Regions from separate parts of the Homo sapiens genome. Here region 1 is linked to region 2. Evidence: chromatin loops called from intact Hi-C (ENCODE). Cell type or tissue: heart right ventricle. All regions are shown on one strand. Links, peaks and the distances in the headings refer to the core of each region. The heading gives the core; the rest is flanking DNA. Region 1 has its middle 14 kb from the start of NUDT16. Region 2 overlaps MRPL3 (mitochondrial ribosomal protein L3).

Region 1 (2,833 bases), core at 272-2,771, 72 kb before region 2:
ATTTTAACAATGTAATCTGTAAAACAAATGAAGGGATTGGACAAATCTCAAAGGGCACTCTTTGGTTTCCTCATAATGCAGATAAACACTTCTCACCTCATCCAATCAAAACACTTAATAATTCTTAATTCATAGGACATAGTTTAACAAAGTAAACTTGTAAAGCTGCTTGGAGGTATCTCAGCAACTTATTACCATCCTAGCAACTTACTACCATTACATTCAAATGATGGGTACAGAACAGATAAATTTACCTAAGGTACATGTTGAAGTTTGGAACTTAATTCTTATCGATTACCAAGTAATAAGGTTTTATTGGTTCCTAGAGACACTCCTCAGACCCTCTCCCACCTATTGGCTGATACCTGAAATTTTATCATTCATCTTCTTAGTGTGAAGGTCTATCTTTAAAAAAACTGTAGAATATTCATATTTTTTTCAATAGTGCTCAATACTAGAATAAATATCTTTATGTATTAGCTACATGGAGCTTTTAAAGATAACACTGGTGAGTTGAGAATATTGTTCCTGTTTCATGCTATCATATATATATATCATATATATAGTAGTATATATATCTCTATCTATATGAATGTATATCTGTGTGTGTGTATATATATATAAATATATATATACATATATATATTTATATATATGTGTATATATATATATATATATATATATATATATAGAGAGAGAGAGAGAGAGAGAGAGAGAGAGAGAGAGAGAAAAGGGTCTCACTCTGTCACCCAGGCTGGAGTGCAGTGGTGCGATCACAGCTGACTGCAGCCTTGACCTCCCTGGGTTCAGGTGACCCTTCCACCTCAGCCCCCACAAATAGCTACAGGTGTGTGCCACCACACCTGGCTAATTTTATATATATATATATATATATATATATACACATACATATATATATATATACATATATATATATATACATATATATATATATATATGTATATACATATATATATATATATACATATATATATATGTATATACATGTATATATATATACATATATATATATATATGTATATACATATATATATATATATATATATATACACACACATATATTTTTTGGTAGAGACAGGGTTTTGCCACGTTGCCCAGGCTGGTCTTGAATTCCTGGGCTCAAGTCATTCACCTGCCTCAGCCTCCCAAAGTGTTTAGATTACAGGCATGAGCCACCACACTTGGCCCATTATAACATTTTAAGGGAATTAAATTAGTAAATCGTCACTGCAGATCTGCTAGTATGACAGCTGGTGGCAATTTGTCATATGTTTGTTGTAGTGGGCAGGTTAAGCCTGCAAGTTCATATGTTATAGCCAATGGTATAACAAAAGTCTTTGCTAAAAATCTTAGGCAAGCCACATTTCCCTTGGAGCTCTGTATTGGATGTCAAGGTATTAAGTTAGTATCGGGGAAAAACCACAAAGTTTCAAGGATAAAAAATGGAGCGACAGAGGCATTACTAAAATGGAAACAAAATTATGTTCAGAAGGAGGCATGGGGCACCCTGGATTTTATTAAATAACAATTAATTGACATTCCATTAATTAACAATTACCACAATCATGCTCTATAACAACACACAATGTCAGCAGTGAGCAACATAATCATCTATTTAGCTTGTGTGTCTGCAGCCCTCCAGCTGGCCTGGAGTTAGCTATTCTGGGTTGGGCTTGGCTGGGACTGATTCTGCTGCATGTGTTTCTCATCCTTCTCCTGGGACCAGTGGGCTAGATCAAGATGTTCATCTCTTGGTTACAGCAGTGAAGCAAGGAACAATTACACAAGTGCTTTTCCAGCCATTAGTGATACCACACCCACTAACATTCCATTGGTGAAAGCAAGTCACATGGCTGAACCCAAAGTTAAGAGGCAGGGAAATATATTCTGCCTTTTGGTAAGAGGAACTTCAAAGTCAAATGCTAACAGGTGGGAATAGATACAAGGAGAGGTGGAGAATTAAAACTATTCATGCAGCCGGGCCTGGTGGCTCACGCGTATAATCCCAGCACTTTGGGAGGCCAAGGTGGGTGGATCACTTGAGGTCAGGAGTTCGAAACTAGCCTGACCAACATGGTGAAACCCCAACTCTACTAAAAATATAAAATTACCCAGGCATGGTGGCATACTCCTGTAATCCCAGCTACTTGGGAGGCTAAGGCCAGAGAATCACTTGAACCCAGGAGGCAGAGTTTGCAGTGAGCTGAGATCATGCCGTTGCACTCCAGCCTGGTCAATAAGAGTGACACTCCATCTCAAAAAACAAACAAACCAACAAAAAACTATTCATGCAATTTATCCCATATACTAAGATGTAAGTTATTTACAGCAGGTGTTATTTCCAGTAAACCAAGCCCATTGGAAGAATGGTGGATTTTTCAGGTATCATTAAATTTGGCTGAAAACCTCCCAGCTCTGCCTGTGATCTGCAATCTTGTCATTCCCAATTAGAACATTCTGGGCTGTGAAAAAACAGAATATTAAAAACTAGTAGAACTACCCAATTGTTTCCTGTCTTTTTGTTTTTAATTGAGATGTGGGCACCTGGGTGGTTTTGACCGAATTTCTTACTAGAAGAGGAAAACCTACTTCATAGCTTTATGTCAGGAACATGTATTAATAAATGCTGCTTGCCAATTATGGAAGACCAAACAAAATGGACAGGAAGAAAAGGGTGGGTAAGTTCACTAATAAACTTCATTCCGAACTTCCTTAAGCAAACCCATCTTCCCTTTCTTGTTGACAAAGCAAGCTAGAAAACTGACCTTTTGAAGTTAACCCTGTAGAAGTATGGGCACTCACCCTTAATTTC
Region 2 (2,833 bases), core at 179-2,678:
AGTATACTCTGGAGAACAGCTGACATAACTTCTAATACAAACTTATTTTCAGCATGGAAGATTCAAAACTCAGAGGTAAGAAAATTTGTATTAGGTTGGAATAAACCCCAGGCAGAATATTTATTTTCTATTTTATGGAAGTAAGTCTCTGAGAACTTAAAGAGTTTTTATTAAAATGTATCTGAGCTATCGGTACAAATTTTTTACTTTTTTCTTTTTTTTAAGAAAAACACTTAAAAGATATAATCAGAGCATGGTGTTAGTAATAATAAAAAAGCTCCCCCTCAAATGTCTACCTTTAACCACTTTTGATGATTCCAATTTTTACCTCATGTATTTCTGGTTTGTCAAAGTAACTCTTTTAAAAGCCAAAAAGCATTTTTTTTGGGGGGGGGTGGGGGCAGGGTTTACTTATAATTGACACATAATTGTACATATATATGTATGGTGTGATGTCTCAATAAATATACATTGTATAATGATAAAATCAGGATAACTAGCATATCCATTACTTTAAACATGTATCATTTCTTTTATGGTGATAACATTCAAAATCCTCTCTTCTACCTATATTGAAATATACCTTACTATTAGCTATAGTCAGTCACCCTACTATATAACAGAATACCGGAATGTATTCTTCCTAACTAACTCTGTGCTTGTAGACCACCTCCGCCAGCTCTCCTCCCCACTATTTTCCCCCAGCCTCTGGTAAAACCATTCTGTTCTCTACTTCTATGAAATCAACTTTTAGATTCTACATAAAAGTGAGATCATGCAATATTTGTCTTTCTGTGCCTAGCTTATTACACTTAACATAATGTCCTCCAGGTTTATCCATGTCACCACAAACAATAGCAATTCATTCTGTTTATGGCTGAAGATTATTCTAGCGTGTGTGTGCATTCTCTAGAATATTCTTCAGCCATACGCGCGCACACACACACACATACACACACACACACACACCCACCACATCTTCTTTATCCATTCATTTGTAGATGGGGCACTTTAAAAAGCTAACATGTTCCTTTTGGAAGGACAGAGATATACTGGTATTTTGGCAATAGTTTTCCAAATATCCTTCTCATATTCCTGAAGATCTTTCTGCTTACTGGCCTGATATGGTTTGGATTTTTGTCCCCGCCCAAATCTCATGTCAAATTGTAATCCCCAATGTTAGAAGAGGGGCCTGGTGGGAAGTGATTGGATCATGGGGGCAGACTTCCCCCTTGCTGTTCTCGTGATAGTGAGTTCTCACAAGATCTTGTTTAAAAATGTGTAGCACCTCCCCCTTCCCTCTCTTCCTCCTGCTCCAGCCATGTAAGACATGTCCATCTCTCCTTCCCCTTTTGCCATGATTGTAAGTTTCCTGAGGCCTCCCTAGCCATGCTTCCTGAACAGCCTGTGGAACCACGAGCCAATTAAACCTCTTTTATTTATAAATTACCCAATCTTAGGTATTTCTTTATAGGAGTCCATCCATTCTATTAGGATGGACTAATACACAGCCTTACCCTTTTTACAGGTTCTTGGTTTGAAAGAAATAGAATACAGGTTATCTTGTGCATTTTTTTCACTCAGGTGCTACTAAAAAGCAGAAAGATTCAGGAGAGAACATGTGGAAAAACAGCCATTTATTTATAAGCCACATATATGAGAAAAAGGAGACTTTATGGCAAATATCCACATATATAAACAATAGAAAATAAAGATAGTAATTTGTTAGCTTGCGAGTAAGAAACAAAAAAAAAAAAGGAAAAAAAAAGAAGACACTTATACTTACCTTTACTAAGCAATTTTTATGTCCAGGTACAGAGCCATTTACATAGATTATGTTGTGCTTTGTGTTTATTCTCCACACCTAAAGCATGAAATAAAACCAAAAATTTTAGGATATACTTGTATTAAAACAATGTTACTAAAAGCTGAGGATGTAAGTTGCTTGTAAAGTAATAAAAGATTATTACCAGTACTTCAGAATGTTGAATAAGAACTGAAAAACTTCAAGTCCTATGGATGACTTGTAATAGAAGACCATAGCAAATATATCTTATGGAAGTAGTAGAAAACTCTCATTTTAAATAGAGATGTGACTGAATGATCAAGACTATTTGGATATTTCAAAGGACTCTGTTGGCACCATTAACAATAACAAGTGGAAATTCAATTTTATTTTATTTTTAGTTAATACTAGCTTGCTGTAACTAGAGGCTGGAGAAGCCACAACCTCACTGATTCTAATTTCTAAAGTAAGTGGGCTGAGTAGATGGTCCTCAAAAAATCTTCATGTGGAGAAAAAACGTACATAAATGGGAGAGAATGATTGGTCAAAAAATGGTACTGAGAAAATAAAATATTTGGATAAGGAATCAAGTTTGACCCATGGCTCCTATCTAATAATGAATAAGTATTAAATATTACAAAAATTGAAATCACACACACGAAGAAAATACAGCAAATAGATGGTCTCTGATAAGTATAAATGTAATAGAAGGGGTAAAAAAAATCTTAGGTTTAATTATATAAAATTTGAAAACTTCTCCTGGTCAAAATTTATATATAAAAGGTATGCAGAATAGAGACTGGGAGGATATGCACCAAAATGTTTCCAGTGATTGTCTTTGGGTATTGTTCTTATTGGTGGCTTATTTTCTTCTTTGTACTTCCTACACTTTAAAACATACATGCAAACAAATATAAACATTAGTTGTTTAACAGAAATATAATTATACAGCATCCATTATAGTATAACTCAGTTTTACTTAGGTACATTTCTCATTGGTAGAGATTGAATTCAACTTCTCTTTTAAATATACACAGACATTTTTTA

The links. Hi-C counts contacts between places; a loop is a spot of excess contacts. Peaks named below come from ENCODE experiments on the same cell type or tissue, not always from the same donor. Only the 100,000 strongest peaks of a DNase experiment are listed, where the experiment ranks them.
Region 1: a loop joins it to region 2, with 2.8 times the contacts of the local background. A loop is called at or near these places in 4 of 110 quality-filtered maps.

The regions. Positions count from the first base shown.
Region 1 is chr3:131,394,593-131,397,425 of GRCh38, forward strand. No RefSeq gene overlaps it. Among named protein-coding and RNA genes, the nearest start is that of NUDT16, 14 kb to the left of the region's middle. In heart right ventricle, for the core only: no CTCF peak of the experiment used is centred there; a DNase peak (open chromatin) is centred at 1,726.
Region 2 is chr3:131,466,305-131,469,137 of GRCh38, forward strand. MRPL3 (mitochondrial ribosomal protein L3) reads right to left here. Exons shown (of 10, transcript NM_007208.4): 9 at 1,787-1,864. Among named protein-coding and RNA genes, the nearest start is that of SNORA58, 12 kb to the right of the region's middle. In heart right ventricle, for the core only: no CTCF peak of the experiment used is centred there; no DNase peak of the experiment used is centred there.